5 separate regions of the Homo sapiens genome follow, and regions 1, 2, 4 and 5 are each linked to region 3. A link is a loop called in an ENCODE intact Hi-C map of the cell type or tissue named here. Cell type or tissue: CD4-positive, alpha-beta T cell. All regions are shown on one strand.

Region 1 (5,000 bases), 250 kb before region 3:
AACATAGTGAAACCTTGTCTCTACTAAAATTACAAAAATTAGCCGGGCATGATGGTGTGAGCCTGTAATCCCAGCTACTCAGGTGGGTGAGACACAAGACTCGCTGGAACCTGGGAGTCAGAGGTTTCAGTGAGCCAAGATTGTGCCACTATGCTCCAGCCTCCAGAGAGTGTGAGATTCTGTCAAAAAAAAAAAAAAAAAGACATTAGAGATACCTATGCAAATGGAAAGATATACTATATTCATAAATAAAATATCCAAAATATAAACACAATTTTTCTCTGAGTTAATCTATAGAACCAATGCAGTTCTACTCAAAATCCCAACATAATATTGTGGAATCACTATGCTGATTATAAATAATTATAGAAGAGCAATTGTTTAAGACTAGCCTACAAGTTAGTTACACATGCAAATAAACAGTTTGGTTTCTTTACTAGTTATACATAGAAAGAAACAGGTTGGTAAGATTTTGCCCGGCTAGTCCTCAATCTATCATCAGACTTAAGTATAAATAGGAGAGTTGTATTGATGCATGGATAAACCTATAGACAAACGAACAAAAACAGTGGGCCCAGAACCAACTCACTCATATGTAAAATCATATGTATGTTGGAGTTGGCATTGGAATTTACTTATGAAATAGTGCAGTAAGTCATCCTGAGAGAATTTGTTATCCAGACGGAAAACTCAACATTGGATTCATACAACATAGTATCCACAAAAATCAATTCAATTCAGGCTAATCAAATGTGAACAGGAACCACAGTGAACTATCACCTTATCCCAGTTGGAATGCCTACTATCAAAAAGGCAAAAACAAAAAAATGCTGGTAAGGAGGAGGGTAAAAGGGAACTTTTATACACCATTAGTAGGAATGTAAATTAGTACAGCCATTATGGAAAACTGTATGGAGGTTTCTCAAAAAACTAAAAATAGAGCTATCATACCATCTAGCAATCCCATTACTGAATATTTAGCCAAAGGAAAAGTAATTTTTAAATTTTTAAAATAGAAAATTTAGAAGATTATTTTATGAACTGAAGTAGGGAAATATTTCTTAACAGGGATGAAATAGCAAAAAAAATTTAAAATTTTTAATAAATATACTTTAATACATATTTTAAAAAACTTAATCAAAATACACTTTAAAAACATGACACAAATTGGAAGAAGTTATTTTTAATACATATAATATAGGAAAATTAAGTTGTAAAAACTAAAATTTAAGTCTTATAAGCTTAAATCTATCTATACATATGACATTTTTATATTTATAAAAATAATAAGAAATTCAGTGCCACTCCAGGGATGACAGCTAGTTTGTGAAAAGGAAGCATAGCAGGTCAATACATAATGTGAAAAGATTTCCACCCTTATTAGTAATCAGATAAACACATTTCAAATCACTAGGAAGTATCATTTAATTCTCAAGAGATGGGCAAAATGAAGTCTGACAATAATTTATTGGCAAGAAAATTCATTAGTGTGAACAATTAAACACTTCTAGTGGGGGTATAAATTCATACAACTAGTTATGGTAAAGTTGTAAACACAAATATAGTGCATAGAACTTCTAGTCTTAGACACTGGTTCTAAAGAAACATTAGGTATGTGGACAAGGAAGCATGCACAGGGATGTTAACAGAGGTGTAGGTCATAATAGCAAACAGAAAGAAAAGAAATAACCAGAAGTCTATCATGGAAAGGTTCTCAGAAGCAAAATTCCTGCACCCTTGGTTATGGATCCACAGAGGCTTCATGTGAAGAAGGCATTCAGATCAAATGCTCAAAGTGGAGTAAGATATCATTGTCTTTCACAGAATCACTTAATAGACTGCAGCAGATCTCCCTTGACCAACCCCCCAAAACCAGTCAAATTCTTCATTTTCCCCAAAGTGAGGACTCCCACATTAAGAAGCCCTCAGTACTGAGATAACTAGCAGATAAACTCATCCATTGCAAGGGTGGTCTTGATGCAGGGCCAGCAAGCCTCAAAACTGGGGCTTCACCCGAGAGTGTTCTTGGCTTCACTCGGGAAAGATTCCAAGGATGAGACAGTGGTGTTAGACAGCAACTTTTATTGAACCAAGCTACTCCTTGCAGAGCAGGGTTACCCCATAGGCAGTGTGCCCAGAATAGTAGCTCAGAGGCAGTTCTGCAGTCATATTTATACTCACTTTTAATTATATGCAAATTAAGAGGTGGACTATGCAGAAATTTCTAGAAATACGGTAGAAATTTCTGCATAATCCACCCCTTAATTTATAGATGGTAACTCCAATTACCACTTCAATGACCCCAGTGGGTCATTATTGCCATAGAAAGAAGTGGTAACCTCTGGGTGTTGCCATAGCAATGGTAAACTGACATGGCACACTGGTAGGCATGTCTTATGGAGAGGTGCTTCTGCCCCATCCCTGTTTTAGTTAATTCTCAATTTGATCTGATGTCCGAGCCTCACCTACTACTTCAGTCTTATGACCCCCAGACTCCCCAGTTGATAAGAAGATGCATGAGTAAAGGAGGAAATTGAGAGATGCTTCCTTTCGGTGTCCAAGTGTCAAAAAGGATTCCTAGTCTTAATTAAGAAATCTACTGAAAGAAAGTGATTACAGAATTTACAAGTTGACTTGGTGATGCCTCGAAAAGAGTGAGAAAGCTACAACAAACTACAAGACAGAAAAACCACGAGAGCTAAAAATGAGCATTTTGTGGTACCAATCTTGCTGTAAAAGTCTTAATATTTTGTGTATCTTTCTCAGCACTAGACTAGAACATATATGCCAATGGGTAGTGATACACAACTGTCACTGGTAAAGTTGCATACCAATTCACAATCCTATTCTCATACCCAAGTTACTACTACACATTGCTCTTGAGTCAGTAGCTGCATTTGCCACCCTGGCTCAAAATATCAGCCATCACATTTAGTAAATTCTAACATACAAAGCAAATTAGCACTGATTTATCAGATTTACCATTGGGTGGGGTGAGGAGGAGGAGGATGCTGGCTGACTTAGCCCAGTCCCTTAAGAGCTCTGTTCCAGAGAATATACTTGTGCTCTTCCTCCATGGCCCAGCATATGCACAGGGCTCCAGTCATTTGCCTCCAGCAGGGGGCTCTTCCACACTCATTCACAGTCAGCTGGATTCCAATCTCTGCTCAAGTGTGAGCAATGTAGATCCAGCCCCCTGGTTAATGTATTCATCACTGTTCAAGCCCAGTCTCTTTCAGATGTTGAGACAGTGGCCCTAACTCTGTGTGGCTGGCCCAGAGCTGTGCACCTACCCTCACTTTCATACCACATTAATTTCAGATCCTTATTGTCATGGGTTTCCCAACTACTTTTTTTTCTTCAGGGGAAACCTCCACAATGTAGTTTCTAATATGTTGAATTCATACTCCAGAAAGTGTCCTGTAGAATAATGTCTTACTGAAAACGGCCATCACAGCCAGGAGTCCTTAACTATGTTCTTTGATACCCTTAGTTACAGTTTGTTGTCATGTTCTTCACATCTTGTGTGAAGATTGTTCAAGTATTGGCCAAAGGATATGTCACTATCTAAAATTCACATTGAGAACCTCAGAGTAACTAATAATAAGTGTGATGCTTGTAGGAAAAGAAGAGCTGTTTGGTCACAGGATGTGGTTATTAGAATAGGGTTGTGGTTGAAGGGGAAGGATGATGACATAAATCTTTGCATAAACCACATTAACATGAAACCTTGATATTATCATTACATACTTTTCTTTTTATCTAATAAGGCAAAGTAGAGAAGTCAGCATCATTTGTCTCTGGCAGACTAAACTGTCAAGAAGGCATACCCAAGGTTGGTGGCAGGGGGAGCTTCATTAGCATTAGGAATAATAGAAAATATCAAAGAATAAGTTTTGTAAGAAATACATAGACTCAACAGAAAGTAAAAAATGTACTTTACTGAAAAGAAAACAAACTATAAATGAATCATGAAGTTGGATGGAGATATAATCTATAGATTTAAAACTGTTTTTATTCAAAATAATGAGATTTTAAAAAATAATAAATGTTCTGAAAGTCTAGGATAAGTATACTGTCCTGTATTGTTGATTTTTTAAAGAGTAGTAGAGTGTATTATATAGCATATTATATAAAGACATGGGCCTGAGTTAGGCAGTCTTTTTGTTTGTTGAGGTAAAATTCACATAACAAAATTAACCCATTTTAAGGTGCACAACTCAGTAGCATTTAGTGCATTCACCATGTTGTACAACCATCACTTCTATGTAGTTCCATAACATTTTCATCACCTCCAAAGGAGACCTTGTACCCATTAAACAGTCACTCCCCATTCCCACTTCCTCCTCAGCAACCACAATCTGATTTTAGACAGGCCTTGTTTTGCATCTATGGTAGTGCAATTTCTACATCAATCTATGCAGAAGGAGCTTAGGCCCAGAATTCTGCATGGTGGGTAGGAGCTGTGGCTTGTCTTGAAGCTGGATGTGCTTGCATAGCAAATGCTTTATCTTTATTTATGTGTGTTTGGGTTATTTAAAAAAGAATGTCTTATGAATATTATGGCTATATTGTTAATTTTCAAAGTGTTTTTGTTGTTTTACCTATGGAGAAAAGATTAATAGCAATTTGGTTTGTTTTACAAAGGGACTACCTTCTCCAATGTTTGTGAAAATAATAATTAAACTTTTGTTTGGCTTTGTTTTATGTATATATTTAAAGCTGTCTTGAATTTCTAATCTATCTGTTTTAAGTTTTTTTCTTTTTGTTTATCCTTATTGCTCTCTTAAAATGTTTTCTGTTTCTTCATATTATTTTACATATAACAGGGACTAAAAAATGGTCATGAGTTCAAAGAAATCAGATGAAATTTGGTAGGAATTTGGGGCTAATGTTTCAGGGTCTGATTCTTTCACTGGAGGACCATGAAGGCCATAGCGTGGAATTATTTTCTCTGGGCCCATTCAATTTCTTCTGAGAGGAAACTTCATGTATTTTGT
Region 2 (5,000 bases), 430 kb before region 3:
GTGCAGAAGGAAAAGGGGGTAGGGGGTGGTGGAAGGGAAGCTAAAAGAAGGGGCTGGAGGTTCTCAGAATTCAAACCACACAAACAAATGAAGTATTGAGGTCCCAGACTTGATCTGGGCCCAGTGTGAAAGCCCTAACTTATTTCTCCAGAAGAATATGTCCTCTGGTTTTAGACTTGGCACTGTGGGGAGAACCAGAGTGATCTATGGTGGATATACACACAAACATAGACACACATATTTGCATTTAGTAATTTTTGTAAAATTTCCATTTGCTTCTCTGATCCTGTCTGTATCTTTGGGAATAGATGTAAGAATATTACATCTCTCAGGCTTGCTCTGCCCCAGGTTTCTGAACATGGAATACATTTCTCCAGTGAAACTCAGTATTATGAGATTTGGGAGGTGGAAGTTAGGCCACAGCCATCTCAGGGACAGGTTTCACAGACATGAGTTTTGGCAGCAGCCTTGTGTTCTAAAGACATTTACTCCTAGGGGCTCTAGAGGATCTGCAACATCAGCAGAGGCTTCCTGTGGGTTCCTGATCTTTTAAAATTAGGGGTCTGCAGTGACTTGTGCTCCTCCAGACCCCCTAACAGTTTTAAGGGCTAATTCCCTGTAATATATTCAGTTCTGCTTAGACTGATTACAGGGATTCCTATTTCTTGACTGAATTCTCATGGCTATAGTGTCTCGTCACCATTTGACATCACCAAGAAGTCCTCATTCAGGTGCCTTTGGAAATTCCCTCAAACACACAGGAAATTAGAGTTTGAAAGAAAACGGAGAACCATGAGCACTGTCCAAATAGGAACTTCTCTCCTATCACAGAGAAAGGGAACTGAAAGTCATTTCTCAAGTGTCCCAAATTTAGTAATCTCACAAGAAGAACCAATCAGTGTTCTAGGACTAAACAGTGTCATAAGTTGCTGAGCAACAACTTGGATTGAAGATGCTATTATAATATATGAAATGTCTTTGAATTTACCATGTTTTTCTCAAGCACCATTTAAGAACAAGGCATTATGGCAGCCAGCAAAGGGCAGACATAGAAAATTATACATGGTTTTGCCTCTAAAAGAGGAGATGACAAGCTTAAATCATAGGATCAGACTCTTAGCACAGACTGATACCATAGGCTCTCATCTGGCCCATTCTCCTGACTCTTTAACTTTCAGGAAAGGTATTCCTGAAAAATTGCAGGAGAGACCATGCTGTAGGTCTCTTTCTAGCGATCTAGGAGTTAATGCCACAGTGTGTTCAAAGCCCTTTGATGCGATCAGATAATCAGTAATGTATGGAATATTTGTGTTCATAACTTGTGAGAACGGCTGCATGGCAGGACAAGACCCCAGCACAACAGTATGGAAAATCCACCCTAAGCAGACATGTCATGACTGATGTTGAACAATGGACTCACCAGCCAGGCACGGTGGCTCATGCCTGTAATCCCAGCACTTTGGGAGGCAGAAGCAGGCAGATCACGAGGTCAGGAGATCAAAACCATCCTGGTTAACATGGTGCAACCCCGTCTCTACTGAAAATACAAAAAAAAAAAAAAAAAAAAAAAAAAAAAAATTGGCCGGGCATGGTGGCGGGCGCCTGTAGTCCTAGCTACTCGGGAGGCTGAGGCAGGAGAATGGCGTGAACCCAGGAGGCAGAGCTTTCAGTGAGCCGAGATCGTGCCACTGCACTCCAGCCTGGGCGACAGAGCAAGACTTCCGTCTCGAAAACAAAACAACAACAAAAAAAAACAATGGATTCACCATCCGATGGGCTCCCTCACTGCCAGGTCACTCTTCATGGAAGTATTTGTATTCCAGTCCTTTCTGTGGAAAGAAATTAACATTCTCCTTTTCATAACACTGTATCTTCAGAAACAAGAGAGTCGAAGTCTCCTAATTTTCAGGACTGTCTATGTTGAACATCAAAATATATTCTTTAGAGCAGATCTTTAATAATCATATGACAAAAGAAAAACTTTCATAATCTTATGACATGAGGGAAGGAATATTAAAGCCGTTCTGTGGGTTATTATCTCTAACGTTCCCAATAGAATAGGCTTTGCCAGCTGGGTGTGGTGGCTCATGCCTGTAATCCCAGCACTTTGCGAGGCCAAGGCGGGCAAATCACGAGGTCAGGAGTCTGAGACCAGCCTGACCAACATGGTGAAACCCCGTCTCTACTAAAAATACAAAAATTATCCGGGCATGGTGGTGGGCGCCTGTAATCCCAGCTACTCAGGAGGCTGAGGCAGGAGAATCGCTTGAACCCGGGAGGCGGAGATTACAATGAGCTGAGATCACGCCACCAACTCCAGCTTGGGCGACAGAGCAAGACTCCGTCTAAAAAAAAAAAAAAAAAAAAAAAGAATAGGCTTTGCCCACTATACTCTCTCATATTCATTGACCTGAATCCTCAAATGAGGTGTGTCCATTAGTCAACTCCAATCTCTTGTCATATATAAGATGGTAGAGATGAGAAGAAGGTAGCTCCTTTACAGCCCACTATTTCCACTAACTACTACCTGTGTTTCAAGATACAGCCTTTCATCCTTCTCCAGTGTTGAGAGTGTTGAACCTCAGAGTTTCTCCTCTCATTTTCTCTAAATGAGATACAATGCCAGCCATCCCAAGCTCTTGGCCTGAGTTGATCATCTTGAAGTCTAGGACTCCAAGAAGCATGAAAGAGCTTCTTTAGTGAAGCTATGTCCTCAGTACTGCCAAAATTCAGACAATCTCCATGGCCTGACAATTTACCTTCTATTTGGGTAATTTATTGTCCCTTACGCAAACTCTCCAACTGTCATTGCACAGACATATGATCTGTATTTAGCTCTCACTTTAGGTGTTTCCATTGATTCTATTCTCACTAATGTGCTTCAGGTATATCCCTGTCTAGAAGTCAGATTGGGGTTAAAGAGTCTGTCCGTGATTGACTAACAGTCTTAAATACTTGATTTGTTGTTGTTGTTGTCCTGTTTGTTTAAGAACTTTACTTCTTTATCCAATGAACGGAGTATCTTGTGTCCTGGACCCTTTGCAAGAACCCTTCCCCTAGCAACAGATGCGTCATCTCAAAATATTTTTCTGATTGGCCAAAGAGTAATTGATTTGCATTTTAATGGTCAGACTCTATTACACCCCACATTCTCTTTTCTTTTATTCTTGTCTGTTCTGCCTCACTCCCGAGCTCTACTGACTCCCAACAGAGCGCCCAAGAAGAAAATGGCCATAAGTGGAGTCCCTGTGCTAGGATTTTTCATCATAGCTGTGCTGATGAGCGCTCAGGAATCATGGGCTATCAAAGGTAGGTGCTGAGGGAATGAAATCTGGGACGATAGACTACGAAGCATTGGAGAAAAGACCTATGGACATTTGGAAGATAATGTGTGGAGTGAAAGAATAGTGTGACAGGTATTATGTGGTCTCGACAGAAAGTATAACAAATTGTGGTTTGGTGGAGTTCTTCCCTCACCACAAACTGAAGTAAGTCAAATTTGGTTTAGAGGGTCAAAACTGAGTTGTGTATTGATGAATAGCAAGGTCCTGCTACAAGCCAAACTGGGGGTGGGGGTGGGGGTGGGGGAGGAAGAATATTTTCTGGCAAGCATTAACAAGTTATATTTCTGGGCTTTAATTATTCTTTCTGGAAAATTAGTAAAATTAAAAACTAAAAACCACACATAGTTTTGCTAGAATTAAATGAAAAAAAAAAAGTTATTAGCCCTGTTCTTATCTGAATACATGATACAGTAGTTATTTTTTGGAGTGTAAATCCTGTCGGTATATATTGAGCACATATATTGTGTTGAAGATTACTAGAAGGAAAAGTCATCAAAAAGCAACAATTTACCCCAGGAAAAGGGGAGGGAAGGCATGCTGATATGAGTTGCCTCATGGGACAGTGATAGCCATTCCCTGCCTTCCCATCTCCATGGTACAGCAGATCTTATATCATGTTAACTTAGTAATATTTCCAAGAGAGTAGAAAAATAAGTAAGGAAATGGGGAATCTGATATTATTCTCTCTCATCTCCAGAGCAACATTGGTGCTGTTGTAAAGATGTACTGTAGAAAAGTATTCTTCACCCAGCGTGACCCCCACAGAAGGTGTCAGGTAGACTTGAAATAAGCAAAGTAATAACCCAGCTCCCATACCCATAGTGGCAATTGTAGATTTCTATTGCCCCAAAAGAGCCATACATAGGGATACTTACCTAGAAAGACAGAGGATCTTCCCTTGGTTTGTGAAGAGGCAGCTAGTATATTTGTGTGTGTTTGCATAGATGCAAACGGTAAATAAATTCCTAGGTTTATCAATACACAGTCAAACATTAAAATCTCTCATCTTGGCTGGGCACGGTGGCTCACGCCTGTAATCCCAGCACTTTGGGAGGCCGAGGCGGGCGGATCATGAGGTCAAGAGATCGAGACCGTCCTGGGCAACATGGTGAAACCCCGTCTCTACTAAAAATACAAAAAATTAGCTGGGTATGGTGGCACACGCCTGTAGTCCCAGCTACTCGGGAGGCTGAGGCAGGAGGATTGCTTGAACTCGGGAGGCGGAGGTTGCAGTGAGCTGAGATGGTGCCACTGCACTCCAGCCTGGCGATAGAGCAAGACTCCGTCTCAAACAACCAAACCAAAACAAAACAAAATATCTCACCTTATCTTTGAAGACTAAGGAAAAAAAAAATCTCCCACTCATCGATACACTCCACAGAGGCAGCATACTCTCCCAGTGTAGCTTTCTCTTTTCATGTTCATTATTCCCTTGGTGTTGGTTATTCTCAATGTCAATCATAACAGAACATCTTCCATAATAACAGTCCCAATTTAAGGAGCATTAAGATAAAAGGTGGAATTGCCAAGGTCAATCCAGACGAGAACCTTCTCATAGAGGTAACCACCGTGTGGGTTTGGATGCTGGGAAGCAGGGGGACTATGACGCTACAAGGTCTCAGTCTTAATTTTTGGAGTACTTCAGTCCCCAGGTAT
Region 3 (5,000 bases):
TCTATTGATTTAAATGTAAATCTCATCTAAAAAATACCTTCACTGCAATATCTAGACTGGTATTCAAATGTCTAGAAACCATAGCCTAGCCAAGTTAACACATAAAATTAACTATCACTTGGCTCAAGGTGAAACTTCCAGATCAATGTGGCAGGAGTGTTGAGGAAGGAAGTGAACTCGGTTCTAACCAAGTAGGACAGCCGAATCATCACTGAAGTGTGGCACTGGCCTTTCGCCAAGGTAACATGTGGCAAGGTTTTAGGTTAGGATAGGTACCAGGCAAAAGCTGGGTGACTCGATGGAGGCTTTTGTGCCAACCTTCAGAGACTGGCTGCGTCAGACTGCCCTCAAGAGCATACAAAGGAAAAAAAGACAAATTAAAAGCCTTTAATCCAAACTCAAGACATGAATGAAAAACTGTAAATGCCTCTATAGCAGTTTTAAAGGCTATCTTTTCTCCTGCAACCCAGCACAGATATGGCTGAGGGTCAAGCCCGGGGGCTTATGATAAAGGTTATGAAGTTGTAGAAATGTTTGTTGCATCATCCAACAGCAGCTGTTGTGATAAGGCAAGACCCCTGGTTGGGATAGACCGGACCCTGAGATATGAAATAGGGACATATGAGCAGACACAGAGAAGTCTGAGTGAGAACTATGAATCACCGCACCCCCTGAGGGTCCTTGCTGGAAGAAGCAGACTCACCGTATTAGTTACCTATTGCCATGTAATGAATGACACCCGCTTAAAATAACAGACATTTACTATAAGGTGTTACTGGGACAATAGGGGATTTTTTAATATGGATTGTGTGTTTGATAATATGGTATCAATTTTAAGTATCTTGGGGGTGATGACAGTATTAGGGTTTTGCAGGAGAAATGTCCTTATTCTTAAATTATACATGACAAAATATTTAGGGGTCAAGTGGCATAATTTCCACAGATTACTCTCAAATTGTTTAACAAAATGGTTCTTCAACAGTAAATGGATAAACAAAACGTAGTCTATTCGTGCAACACAGTACTATGTAAACAATGAAACTTCATCAACTACTGAAAATGTAACAACATGGACGAATCTCATAGAAACAATATTAAGTGAAGAAGCCAGACTTGCAGAAATACATACTGTATGTTTCCATTATCTATTGCTGGGCAGCACACCAACTCCAAACTTAATGGCTTAAAACAAAAATAATCATTTTATTATCTCTCATGAATCTGTGAATTACTGGACTTTAAGAGCCACTGATGTAGTCCATGAACCAAAACACATATTCACGGCAGCCACTCCACCCAGCACCTCACACCTGTGATGTTTACTGGCTGCCCATGGGATTTGAACACCTTTAGAGTACTGTGAAATTTCCCCTACCTTTTGAGTCCTGCCTCCCTAAAGTGGAAACCAGAAAGCTCACTTCCCCTAGCCTTCTTTGAAGCTAGAGCACCTAAGTTCCACCAATTAAATTCATCCACCTAAGACTTCAGTTACAAAGGGGCCACAGGAGGAACCAGGGTGTGGGGGTTGCAGAGCACCTTTTACTGTATTTATTTCTCTGGCAAAGGTGACAGAAGAAGCAACTGTCTTTTGGGGAAGCGGTGGGTTTTTTCCTTTTTTTTTTTTTTTTTTAAGTGAAGTTCCTGAAACAGAAGTGGTTTAGGAGGTGTCTTCAGTGGTGGCTGCAGCAACCTCCAGGTCCTAACAACAGAACCAACAGCAGCGTCTAGAAGCCATGGGGCAGCAGCAGTGGTGTGGCTCATCAGACCTGCTCTCTGCGTGGTCTGACCCTGTACATACATGTGCCTCTCATCCGTAGTTCCAGCATTTCCTCTCTAAAGTCTAGTTCTGAGAGAAATTTCTTTGGTAGACTTTTCAAAGTTTTATCAAACTCAAAGAGGGAACCAGCAAGAATACAAGAGCCTTGATCCAAAGAGTATTTGAAAAACAGAGCTGTATCTCTCTGTGAGGAAATAATTTCTAGGCTAGAGATTCAAAATGGCTAACGTGCTAGAGGGCAATAAAATCATAACCTTGGTGTTATCTTCTTTACCGGAGAAAAAGAGAAAGCCAGCATCCCTTATCAGCTCTCTGCTGATTAACCTCTAATCGCACAGGGCTGGCCGGGTTCGTCTTAGGCAAATTACAATCCCTGAAACACTCTGGTTTTGATCAGGCAGAATTATGAGCAAAGGTTCAAGTGTGATATAAAATAATCAAGCACGTACAATTTTGCCTTATTTATAATTTTGAAACACTTTTCCTACACAATTTCTGACCTTAAGGGGCAGAATTAACCAAATAAAACTTTTCAGAAATGCTCTAATTCAGTTCCACTCATTTTATCGTCTCTATTTGGCCTGTTTTAGGGCTAAACCCAGAAGCAAAATCTTCTTCAAAATGAATGTATTGACAGTCACCATGCCAGACTTGGAGTACGAACAAGAGCATCCTTTTACCCTTACTGAAACCTATGTGGTCACTAAAACATATATCAATAATATTTTTAACCTGGACAAAATTAATCTAGAAAATTGAGCTACTGTTTTTTATTTGTCAGCTTTTACCACATTGTGGGTTTGAGACACAGGTAGTTCTTTTGATAGTACAGCGTTAATTTAAAATATAAAAATCATGCCAAACACATCTAATTACTTTTAGCTTCCTTCACAGTAGGCGGAGGAAGGTGAAAAATTAAGCCTTTTGCGCCACCTAGTGGCCAAATGGGTAGTGGCTGTCTAGTGAGAAAAAACAAAGATTTGGGGGCGTGAAAAATAGCTTGACAGTGTTAGTATTCTGAATTCAGGGTATGAGGTTGGAAGAAGGCAACAACAAAAAAGAATTTTCAGAGAAACTGGTCACTTAAGTGCATAGGTACCTGAGAGTGAGCAATTGTTATAACTTTGATATCTCAATAACCAGAGTGACAATAAAACATTTGAAAATAAACATAAAGAAGGTAACAATTATAAGAAACTTTAGGTGTTTCAGAAGCAAATGGTTTTTTGTTGTTGTTTGTTTTTAAAATAATTTAAAAACTTGATGCTATCAGCACAAAGCACTAAAAGTTATCAAGGTATTAAGTGAGAGCATTCTGATAAGAAACCACCGCTAGCTGGGCAGATTATGCTAAAGGGAAAGAAAAAGTTTTTTCTCTGTCTTAAGTGTAGAGTGTATATTCCAAGATCAATTTTAAATTACAAATCCTCTCCTTTTTTGCTTATTAATTCGAATTCATCATTACGTGTGTGTTTTACAGAAATACATATATAGTTGAATGACAATTTTGTTTAAAACTTTCCACTTTAGTTTTAAAACGTAGTTAATCTTATCAATACAATACATGAATGTATATCCACACTAAGTTTACCACCTTAATTTGAGTTTTGCAAAAATTAAATATGGACAAAGGTATATATATAGAAAGCCACTTAGTGACCCAATAATCTTTCTCTCTATGATACACTTAAGAATTTTTTAGACAATAAAAAGTCACTTATTAACTAGCTCAGTGAAAATTAGTCCAAAGTAACAAAATCATTTGAGGCTGCAAAACAACAATATCACTATTGATATTAGGAGTTTTTCAAAGAGGTAAAATTCTAAAATTTTTACATAGAGTGCAAGCTAAGTAGCTAAGTCAAATGACTTGCAATATTTTTCTGAAATTCACAAGAGCCAATAGTTTAAAAAAAGCATCTCATAACATTTAATTAAAAATATACATTTTCATTTAAGTTTGCTTCCCACAAACCACTGACACACTCATTGACACAGTGAATGAGTCTAGTGACAAGAAACAAATCCTTTTTGTTAGGTCACTTCTAACACTCTGCCTCCAACAAAATAAAGAGGACCTATTCAAGCTGTCAGCTATTATATCATTTAAAGTAATTTTGGGAAGGAGGCCAGGCAGGAGGATCGCTTGAGGCCAGGAGTTCAAGACCAGCCCTGGGCAACATAATGAGACCCTGTCTCTATGAATAATAATAATAAAATTAGTCAGGCATAGTTCGATGTGTCATAGTCCTAGATACTCTGAAGGCTGAGGCAGGAGGATCACTTGAGCCCAGGAGTTCGAGGTTACAGTGAGCTATGATCGCACCACTACACTCCATCTTGGGTAATGGGGCCAGCCAAACACCACAGAAAAAACTGCGACTCCACCCCCACCAGCTAAGGTCAAATGAGGAGCCTAGACTTTCACCCTCACCAGGCTGTCATAAGGAACCCAACACTTCAACACACACATGCACACACACCAGGATGGTGTCAGAGAAAGTGAATAGGGAGTCAGGATGGTCATGCCCTCTTGGTGAAAATGTACTCCTTTCCCCAAGCCCCTGAAATGTCAATGGAAACCTAGACTTCCATTCCTCACCCAACAGTAATGAAGCATCTCTTCCCCTCTCCTCTAGGGTGATGTCAGACAATGCCTAATGGAGAGTCAGGATTTTCATCACCACCCAGAGTTAATCCAGCAACCACTCCCTGATACCTACCACTCACTCCTCCACTCCACTGTCCCATCTTGGTGTCAATAAAGGTCATGTGAGGGATAGTAAGTGGCACTCCTCTCCCAACCAACCAGGGAGGTATTAGTGGGCACCTAATAGGGAGCCAGAATTTCTGTCCCCACTCAGTAATAATGGGGACCTATCTGAGGTGTCAATGAAGGCAGAGTGAGAAGCCTGGACTCCTACCCCTACCTGGCGTCATGAAGCTCACCTGCCTACCTGCTGGAGAGGTGTTAAAAGAAGCCAGCTAAAACAGTTTAAATAAGACCAATAGCCTTATAACATAATGCCTGAAATGTCCAAGTTTCAATTGGAAATTATTTGTCATATCAGGAACCAGGAATATCTCAAATTGAATTTTTAAAAGACAATAAAATAGATGCCAAAACGGAAAGAAAAGCCTGATGAAGATTTTAAAGCCACCATTATTAAAATGCTTTGATGAGCAATTAACACTTAAAAGAATGAAAAAAATAGGATGTCCA
Region 4 (5,000 bases), 620 kb before region 3:
TCTGGGCTGGGGCGGCATTACTGGTTATCCCTTTCCTGGGGAGGTTGACAATTAACCCTGGAAACAGTCTTTAAAATTTTTACTGGACACATATAATTATGGATTGACAATCTTCCATTTTAAATTTAGAAACTACAGGCAAAAGTTAAAGATATCACAAATGAGTTTTTTATTTTTATTTTTTCATGACAAGGAAATTAGTTGTGTGCTGGGGTCTAGTATGGGGAAAGAATCTATTAAAATATATTTAAAAAGGTAAATCCAAAAATTTATAATTACAAGAGTGAATGACAAGATGATTGTCAATAAAATTAAATAAGCAAAACAACTGCTTGCCCTTTAGAAAATGTATCCAAGCTCCAGGGATCCAAAATGTTTATGAATCTGTGGATGTCTGTGTGTGTGTGTGTGCGTGTATATTTTTTTTTCGTTGTTGTTTCTCTGCCTCTCTCGCCAAACTATATGGAGCCCTGGCTAAGGATAGAGGACTGTCAGATGTGTTTTCAGGGGAATCGCTGTTTTCTTCACATCAGGGGGAAGTTCTTAGGCAGCTGAAAGCAGGGGCTCAGGTGGGCATGGGGGGGTGGGAGGGCTGAGGTTTAGGATGGGAGGGTGGGTGAGAGCTAGTAAGGGTGGGTGGGGCACTGGGGGTGGGCAGCGGGTACTTGGCTAGGGGTTCAGGACCTGTCTCAGGGCTGCTGTCCAGGGGGGTGGAGGAAGGGGTAGTGAAGGGGTCAGAGCACTCAAGATGCGCAGTGTAGGCAGGGGACAGGCTGCGGTGTGTGAAGAGGGTAGCCTGAGGTGGTGAGACTTGCTGATCACCCAGCTGGGCTGCCTTGGTCTACTCACAACTGGTCTTCCCTGTGTGTTTGGTAAACACCAAAGGAGGTAAACTCTCCAATCCTGGCCTGTGCTGATGGTGAGGCGGGAGAAGGCTTCCCTGGGTCCCAGGTCCCCAACCTGGCACAGTCATGGGTCAAGGGCTGCCTGTTCCTCACCTGCCTTCCTCACGGGGCTTCTGAGCCTAGCCTTGCTTCGGGCATTAGGAGAGTCTGCCTGGAAGGCTCTCTGGCCCCCAATGCCCTGCCCTCCAAGGCTCCCAGTCTAGGTGGGAGAGACATACAGAACAAATAGCATCGTGGGGGTGGTGGGAGGTGGTGTGAACATGTCTCCTGCAAGCTCTGGGAAGAAGCTGTGGCCACACAATGGAATGTCTCCAGCCCTGACCTCTCCTTGGAACTCAGACCTTTCTGCCTCTCTCGCCAAACTATACGGAGCACCTGGTAAGGATAGAGGACTGTCGGATGTGTTTTCAGTGGAATCACTGTTTTCTTCACATTCTTCACATCAGCCACCTCCTCCACTCCCCACCAGGATGTCAACTGAAACATGTCTCAGTCCAAATTCTTTATTCCCTGCTTCTGCAGCTATTCCCTCCCTCCCCGCAATCCTGGCACAGCGTATTGCTTAGGCTGGACTACGCTGTGAATGTGTCTCCCAAAATTCATGTGTTGGAAATTTAATTCCCATGCAACTGTTGGAAGGTGGGGCCTTTTGGGAGGGCCTTTTGGCAGGGCCTGCATGAATGGATTAATGTCATTATAAAAGGACTTGATGGAAAGAGTTCATCCCTTTTGCCCTTCCACTCCCTGCCACGTGAGGACACAGTGTTCCTCCCCTCCAGAGGATGAAGCAACAGATGCCACATTGGAAGCAGAGAACAGCCCTCACCAGGCAGTAGTGCCTTGATCTCAGGTTTTCTGGCCTCTAGAACTGTGAGAAAAGACATTTCTTTTCTTTTTTCTTTTTTTTTTTTTTTTAAGACAGAGTCTTACTCTGTTGCCCAGGCTGGAGTGTAGTGGCATGATCTTGGCTCACTGCAACCTCCGCCTTCCGGGTTCAAGCGATTTCCGGCTAATTTTTGTATTTTTAGTAGGGACGGGGTTTCACCATGTTGGCCAGGCTGGTCTCAAACTCTTGACCTCAAGTGATCCGCCCGCTTCAGCCTCCCAAAGTGCTAGGATTACAGGCATGAGCCACTGCGCCCGCCTCGTTTTGCTATTCTTCAACTTCGCATGTTTGGATTGCTACAGCTTGAGGTCTTTAGTGTCTGGTTTCCTTCGCTCCCTTCCACGGTTCTAAGATTGTTTTCTGCATCCTCCGTACCCCTCCCTCGGTGTCTTCCTGCTGGGAACTGCTCTTTCTGTCTGCCACGTGGTGGCCACAAGGGGGCAGCAGAGGCTGAGGAAAATCTGGTGAGACCAGGTTGGGGGCCTTTTCCCGGGCCCACGAGTTACTCCCCCCCGCCCACGGAGCACCTTCTGTCCGGGCGCCTCCCAGGCCGCTGCTGCTTCTTGGTTCTGCTTCCTTTTCTGAGACCCGCTGCTTTAGAGAAGATTTCTGGAGCAGAGATTTGGAGCAAGGATCTCCAAACTCTTTTGATCACACACTCCATTCAGTAATATATTTTGAACATGCAGCTAACAAACATATGCAAACATAATGCAGGTTGAAAGAACAAACGCAAATCACATTAAAAGGGCATAAGATTGAAGATTTTATAATAGTTCTAATATGTTCTCTGCCTTCTTTCCTGTCTCTCCAGATCCCTGGAGGACCCCTAGGGCTGGTGCCCCTAATCTGGTGGCCCCCTGTTTAGAGCTCAACTGAGCTTTGATGTAGACCTGGCCCCTGTTAGGGTTTGGCCACACGACCTGTGACCCTGGGCAGGTTTCCTCAGATCATCGAGGCTCTGTCTCTCAGCTGTAAAGTGAGGACAGTAAGGACCATCTCATGGTATTAAGCTAAAACATTCACGGAAATAAATATGTAATGCTCAGAGTAAGATGCCACCTAGTGAACAGTGGGCCTGAGTATTTGGTGGTGGTCATTAGAGAGCAGAGGCGCTGGCCTCAGGGTTCAGCCCACAGTTCTGCCTGTGGAGAGGAGACTCAGTGACAAGAGAGAAAAAAGTGTCCGACATCCTGGGGACTGAGAATCTGCCTCTCAGGGTTGGACAGGGCAGGGCCTCTTCTGCCTCCAGCACCCCAGGCCTCTCTCCTCTGATTCTATCAGGGACGGAGGCCAAGGTTGGAGACCCCTAGGCCTTTTCACCTAACTTGGTTTTCAGATTCCTCCCACTAGGACTTGTGTGTTTCAGCCTTAACCATGGATGGGCCTGACCTACACGGGATTGAGAGGGTCAGTAAATTCGTCCCCACCACTGACTGGGTCACCTACCTGGGCAGTACACATGCTGCTCTCGGCAACTGTTTCTTCTCCTGACACTTATGATTTTATATACAAATTGTTGGAAGTTATGTCGTAATATAGTCCTTTTGGTAAGAGTATATATGGTCAAGGATACTGTGACTGAATTTGAAGAGTAAATAATACAGCTGTGTATTGAGCTATATAATGACTAGGGCTCTCTTTATTTTGGGGACAGAGTGAGAACTTCTTCACTTATAAGGTGGCTTTGTCTTGATTGGTGAAAATAGAGAATTATTTCATTGTTGTATAAAAGTTCAGGCCGGGCACGGTGGCTCATGCCTGTAATCCCAGCACCTTGGGAGGCCAAGGCAGGCAGATCACCTGAGGTCGGGAGTTCCAGACCAGCCTGGCCAACATAGCAAAACCCCATTTCTACTAAAAATACAAAAATTAGCTGGGTGTGATGGTGGGTGCCTGTAATCCCAGCTACTTGGGAGGCTGAGGCAGGAGAATCGCTTGAACCCAGGAGGCAGAGGTTGCAGTGAGCTGAGATTGTGCCACTGCACTCTGGCCTGAGTGACAGGGCAAGACTCTGTCTCAAAAAAAAAAAAAAGTTCAAATATGTGTAATATGAAAACTGTGCAGCCAAAGGTGTGACTGGTGCTCAATATTATTTTATTGCATCTTTGTTCCAAATCCACTCCATCTTTGTCCTGCCTTGTGGTTCTGGAGCTGGACCCTATAAACATTTCTTCTTTGCCATTGGGCACAACGTTAGACTTTGACAGTAAATTGCACTGGAAGGAATACTGCAAGACATAGCAGAGAAAACAGCTTCATTCTAGTTCTGGTACTTTTTTTTGAGATGGAGTCTCACTCTGTCACTCAGGCTGGAGTGCAGTGGCGTGATCTCGGCTCACTGAAACCTCTGCCTCCCAGGTTCAAACGATTTTCCTACCTCAGCCTCCTGAGTAGCTGGGATTACAGGTGCACACCACCACACCTGGCTAATTTTGTATTTTTAGTAGAGACAGGGTTTCACCATGTTGGCCAGGCTGGTCTCGAACTCCTGACCTCAGGTGATCTGCCTGCCTTGGCCTCCCAAAGTGCTAGGATTACAGGCGGGAGCCACCGCGCCTGGCCTGCCAGGCTTTCTTAATATGCCCTACCACCATGAAACTTATATTGGGGGGGAGACTCAGATAGGGGCCAATGGGGGCAAGTTTGAGCCTTGCCAGGTTGATACTTGGGCACTGAGCAGAGTGACTAGTGTCTGTGTTTTGACATGTGTGTATAACTCCTGTTGGAATGGGAAATGTTAATTTAGTTCCCCCACACAACCTGTTGGGCTGCCTCTTGCAAAACTGGGGCCTTTTGCCTGTGGTTCCATGAAAAGAAAAGGAATGTTTTTCTTTTGTAACGTGGCTTGGCCCCCACAGCTACGGTGCAGCAAGCAGGGTCATCAAAAGCCACTCTGCTCTTCTGGAAGCAGCTGAGAAAGGGAAGCCATAAACCTGACAAGCTGGTAAAAAGCTAATTTCTTACCAGCTAGCCTCTGGCCTTTCTCTCTCTGTGCAAATGAGTTGAGTGAACAATAAAAATCACTGTTTGTCTCCTCTGCAAAGTTTTGATTAATAGGGAAGAAGATTTGTGTGACTAGTCTTAGGTTGTAGTGAATCTTGTGTACTTTTGCTACTTTGAACTATAAATATTTGTATTGTTTGGCCCCTTCTCAGAAATCACCTTTTTTGCCATCTTCCTTTGTCTTTGCCTTTTTGTGTCGTTCT
Region 5 (5,000 bases), 450 kb before region 3:
TCTGGAAATTACCAGATGAACTCCTCTGTCAGAAGACATAATAATGCTTGGCATACAAATTAAAATCCGTAATAGGAAAATATAGAAATTTACTTTATACACCTGAATGTGTGAAAAGATGCCGCTCATTGCATGCATTCTGTAGTATCATCTCTATGGTACCAAATGCTGCAATTATTTGAATTTTTTATGGTCAGTCACATCAGCGCCAACTCACCGCGTAAAGAAGCTCCGTTTACACTCGCGTGTGTGTGTTCTCACAAATCATCTGCATACACTTTCTCAGAGGTCTGCCTGTGCTGAGAACTGTGTCCTAAATTATGCTACATATTATGGGAGGTCATTTTGTGCAGGAAGATGTTGGTGTGTGGGAGAGAAAAAAAGGAGTCACAATCTCTGCATTCTGACTAGAGTCCACCTCCAGGAGAAGCGGGAAAACAAGGCATAAGCTGCTAGAACTGAGGAGAGGGAAAAACAAGCATCCGGCGAGGGCAGGAGGAACAGGAGAGGGGAGTCATGGATCTGCCTGGCCACCAGAGGGCAGCAGAGACGGGCTCACTGTCGGCTTCAAGGATGTTCCGCAAGTCGATTCACTTACAGACTCTTCTTCAAATGCGGCGGTCACCTGTGACCCACATTCATAACTCCCTCAGCCACTAGACGACAAAAGAAGCCCTGAGTTTAGGCTGACTGAGATTTTCATTCTAGCTTTGCTATACATTTGGGCAAGCTTTACTTTGGGTAAGTCTGTTCTTTCCAGGGGTCTCAATTTTCTTAGTTTTTACACAGGGATAGTATGTGGGTGGCTCACATTAAAGTATCGTTGTAAGGATAAAGTAAGAATATAATCATGATACAAAATCCCTTTATAGCTATTAGGTGTCATTACTGGGAATGGAAGGTCTTGGAAAGAAGGTGGATAGAAAAATAGAGGAGATTAGAAATGAAGATAAGAAATCAAGGTCAATCCAAGAAATGTCAGGAAAGTGTTGCTATGAATATGGAGAAGTTCAGGCGACGCCATCAGCTGTTTCTTGGGGACCTGGTTGAAAGATGTTTTGAGAGCTCTTAGATCAACTCACCAGAAAGATGATTACTTTGTGGAGTCTCCCAGCAGTGAGACTTATACAGGTATCGTTTCCTCAGGGAAAGGAAAGAAAAATCAGCAGCTCTCATCTCCTGGAGGCACAGTGGCTTGTCCTCCACAGTCCCCTCGGTTTGCTGACTGACTGGAGGAGAGAGAGCACCTGCAGAAGCCCTGCGACTCCTCCCCCAGATGTGAGTGGGGGGCCTGGGATTCCCGAGGCCAGTGAGGGGAGGGTGGTGCTCACAGGACGGAGGCCTTTCCTCACAGCGTGGCCACGGTTCAATCTGCACCTCTGGCCATTTTTCTTGATTGGCAAAAAGAAGGAAAGAAGAAAGGAAGAAAGGGAGGAAGGGAGGGAGGGGGGAGGAAGGAGGGAGGGAAAGAAAAGAAAAGAAAAAAGAAGAAAAGAAAGAAAAGAGAAGAAAGGAGGAAGGGCAGGCAGTAGAACTTCTGAATAGGAAAATGCCCAAACATTTAGGGATGGAGGACTGAGGTATTCTTAGTTCTGGCTGACCTACAGTCTAAGTTGAGCTCTTTACATACATGGCTGTCATATACTTTACAAAAAGTGTCTGACAAACCAGTTCCTCTAAAACTTTTAATTTTAAAAAATTTAGGTTGGGTGTGGTGGCTCACACCTGTAATTTCAGCACTTTGGGAGGCCGAGGCATGTGAATCACCTGAGGTCAGGAGTTTGAGACCAGCCTGGGCAACATGGTGAAACCCCGTTTTTACTAAAAATACAAAAATTAGCTGGGCGTGGTGGTGCACGCCTGTAATCCCAGCTACTCCAGAGGCTAAGGTAGGAGAATCACTTGAACCTGGGAGGCGGAGGTTGCAGTGAGCTGAAATTGCGCCATTGCACTCCAGCCTGGGCAACAGAGTGAGACTCTGTCTCAAAAAATAAATAAAATAAAATAAAATAAATTTTTACTTTTAAATTTACTTTTATGAAAGAGTTACAGAAGTTTAAGACAATCACAATGATCATCTATTATTTTTTGAAAATGATGAAATTACCTAAAATTGATTCTACTGCAGGTGGGAGCCTATAAGACTAAAGTTCCCAGGAAGAGATGTAAGCTTCGGTGAAACCCACCTCAGTTGACTCCAAAACTAATGCAGATGCCCCCTTGGGGAATTGCGGGGAGAGGGTGTACAGAATGTGTTAATACCATCACACTCCTCCCAGGACCCCAAAGAAGCTGCACTCACAGAGATATCCGGGCATGTCTCACACTGGAAATAGGGGACCCTTCCAAATATTGGGAGAAAGAAGGCAAAGAAAATCATACCGATATACTAAGCCTCCTGCATTTGCACCCATCCAGCCTGCCATTCATCCTGGGTTCTTTTACTTGGTCCTCTTGGGGCCTCTGAGAGGATCTCCATCTCTGCGAAGTGCATTCCCCACCGGGCTGTTGCAGTTCCACACATGGCCAGTAGATGACAGGTTTGTTCAAGAACCGCCTCCAAGATTTTACTACTGCACCGCGATTTCAGAGTGGCGGGAAGGACTGAGAGTCCCATTTAGAAACTTCCCAAATCTTAACTGCCAATATCTTTCTTTCTAAAATTGTGTTTTTGTATTTCGTGGTAAACTCAGTTCAAAGCCGCGGATGGGGGCAGGAATAGGAAAACTGCTGCTGCTGCTGAATATGCTTCTCTCTCTTAAAGGTCCCAGCAGAATTCTGCCACTGAACCACCCTGGGAGAATGCGGGGGAAAGAGAGGAGGAGAGAAGGACAGAGAGAGAGAGAGAGCCAGAGAGGATATGAGGGAGATAGGGAGAGAGGACTGCTTCATTGTCTTAAATTCGTTGTAATCACGTCGCAATACCAGGCACTCATTCTTAAGGTAGCAAAGCAGAAAATATTATAAGTTCAGTTATTAATGTCATTTGCACTTTTGAGAGTAGAGAACATAGGCACTAATATTATAATAATTCAATAACTATGAAGGAATCAAGACAATCTTCAGGGAGGATGTGGTGCATGGAATGGAATGTAAGGAATCGTTCATACTTCATGTAGGTTTAGCATTTCTTGATTACAAGCTAAATAAGGGGTGGATTACTCATGAGTTTTCCGGGAAGGTGGTGGGCAATTCCTGGACTAAGGGCTTCTCTCCTTTTTAGACCATATAGGGTAATTTTGGATGTTGCCATGGCATCTGTAAACTGTCATGGCGCTGGTGGGAGTGTCTTTTAGCATGCTAATACTTTATAATTAGCATATAATGAGCAGTGAGGATGACCAGAGGTCACTCTTGTGGCCATGTTGGTTTTGGTGGGTTTTGGCCCGTTTCTTAACTGCAACCTGTTTTATCAGCAAGGTCTTCATGACCTGTATCCTGTGCAGACCTCCTATCTCATCCTGTGACTGAAAGTGCCTTAACCTCCTGGGAATGCAGCCCAGTAGCTCTCAGCCTCATTGTACCCAGCCCCTATTCAAGATGGAGTTGCTCCGGCTCAAACACCTCTGACATTTGTGGACACGTAGAAAAGGATAATTAATGGGTTAGCAGGATGAAAGGAAAACTATACCCCAAAGGATAGCCTAGCCATTGAAATTGATATGAACTGGAATATGAAAATAATTGGGGACAATTTAGTTTCATGACCATATATAAAACATTTAACTATGTCTGGTTGTATTTTAACATAAAATTGGGCATGGGAAACTATTTTTAAAATATTCTTTATTTTTTAAATTGACCTGGATTTTTCTTTCAACTTTTATTATTTTAAAAATTAGTTTAAGCCTAGCAGATTTCACATAATTTCAGACTCCTTTTGGCAAACAGTAAACATTACAGCCTGGAAAGCTTGATTGCTTATATATAAAACCCTAAGAGAGCTATTGAAAATGCCTAGAATGTGTGAATTTAACAATGGTAAAATACAAAAACAAATTGTAATTCTATACACCACAGCAGAATATCATATATAAAATTTAAAAATCACTTCATTATGACAGCAATAAAAACATAAAATACTTAGACATAAACTGAACCGAAAGATGTGTGATGTGAAACTATAAAATACTGATGAGAGAAACTGATAAAATTCTAAATGTGTAAAGAGATATAATATATTTTGATTTGGGAAGAATTGATATTTTTGAAATAACAGTTCTCAACACGATCTTGATCAATATTCCCACTGGGTTTCTTTGTGGCAATAGACAATTCTAAAATTTATATGAAAATACAAAGGATCTACAATAGCCAAAACTTATTTGAAAAAGGACAGAAGAAATATGCAAAGCTTGGTTTCAAGTCATGCTTCAAAGCTATGGGCAACATGTCAAGGCTAGTAATGTAAGTTAGAGAAACTTCAACAAAGAATTGTGCTTAGTTGTGGGAATCCATGGGAGATTCTGGAATGAAGATGCATAGGAAACAAATGCAAGAGATGAGTCCTGGGCCCTCAGTCATTTAGAAGTTGGGAAGATGGGAGACTTGGCAAGGCAGGCTGAGATCTGGCTGTTATTCTCGTGTGATGAGAATCTCAAGACAGTGAGGTTTAGTAACAAGTCAAGAAAATACATCAATGATGCAGTAGTGGTTAACTACATAAAATGCTTCTGATATGATGAATAAAATGACATCCTAGAGATGACCATTGGATTTGGCAACATGGAGCTAACACATGTCAGTGACAAGGAGTTCAGTTAAAGATGTGGACTGTAGCCTGATCTGTGAAGAGTGGAAGAAGAATGGGGAGGAATGGAAATAACAGGTGCAGCCCAATATTTTTAAGAGTTTCCTTCAGATTAGAAGTAAAAATTCATTAGCAGAGTTGGATTTAGGGAAAAGGAAATGCCGTGGCATGTTTATATGCTGATTGGAATCACTCACTAGAGAGAGGAAATTTTTTTGGTAAACTGGATAAAGATACTTACAACATATTA

The links. Hi-C counts contacts between places; a loop is a spot of excess contacts. Peaks named below come from ENCODE experiments on the same cell type or tissue, not always from the same donor. Only the 100,000 strongest peaks of a DNase experiment are listed, where the experiment ranks them.
Region 1: it touches region 3 in a loop (7-fold over the local background); 6 of 110 quality-filtered maps call a loop at or near these places.
Region 2: a loop joins it to region 3, with 5 times the contacts of the local background. A loop is called at or near these places in 13 of 110 quality-filtered maps.
Region 4: it touches region 3 in a loop (7-fold over the local background); 3 of 110 quality-filtered maps call a loop at or near these places.
Region 5: it touches region 3 in a loop (13-fold over the local background); 54 of 110 quality-filtered maps call a loop at or near these places.

The regions. Positions count from the first base shown.
Region 1 is chr6:32,619,513-32,624,512 of GRCh38, forward strand. No RefSeq gene overlaps it. Among named protein-coding and RNA genes, the nearest start is that of HLA-DQA1, 15 kb to the right of the region's middle. In CD4-positive, alpha-beta T cell, CTCF peaks have their summits at 3,114 (motif pointing right) and 3,324; DNase peaks (open chromatin) are centred at 3,199, 3,659 and 4,359; H3K27ac peaks cover 2,492 bases.
Region 2 is chr6:32,436,724-32,441,723 of GRCh38, forward strand. HLA-DRA (major histocompatibility complex, class II, DR alpha) reads left to right here and starts at 3,164. Exons shown (of 5, transcript NM_019111.5): 1 at 3,164-3,309. The coding sequence starts at 3,228. In CD4-positive, alpha-beta T cell, no CTCF peak of the experiment used is centred here; DNase peaks (open chromatin) are centred at 828 and 3,078; H3K4me3 peaks cover 1,881 bases; H3K27ac peaks cover 1,885 bases.
Region 3 is chr6:32,865,667-32,870,666 of GRCh38, forward strand. No RefSeq gene overlaps it. Among named protein-coding and RNA genes, the nearest start is that of PSMB9, 14 kb to the left of the region's middle. In CD4-positive, alpha-beta T cell, CTCF peaks have their summits at 2,689 (motif pointing left) and 2,892; DNase peaks (open chromatin) are centred at 1,435 and 2,705; H3K27ac peaks cover 754 bases.
Region 4 is chr6:32,242,882-32,247,881 of GRCh38, forward strand. No RefSeq gene overlaps it. Among named protein-coding and RNA genes, the nearest start is that of TSBP1-AS1, 9.8 kb to the right of the region's middle. In CD4-positive, alpha-beta T cell, CTCF peaks have their summits at 2,226 (motif pointing right) and 2,425; a DNase peak (open chromatin) is centred at 2,240.
Region 5 is chr6:32,413,093-32,418,092 of GRCh38, forward strand. No RefSeq gene overlaps it. Among named protein-coding and RNA genes, the nearest start is that of BTNL2, 8.4 kb to the left of the region's middle. RefSeq lists silencers at 1,134-1,409, 1,606-1,754. In CD4-positive, alpha-beta T cell, CTCF peaks have their summits at 551 (motif pointing right), 760, 2,527 (motif pointing right) and 2,726; DNase peaks (open chromatin) are centred at 549 and 2,539; H3K27me3 peaks cover 403 bases.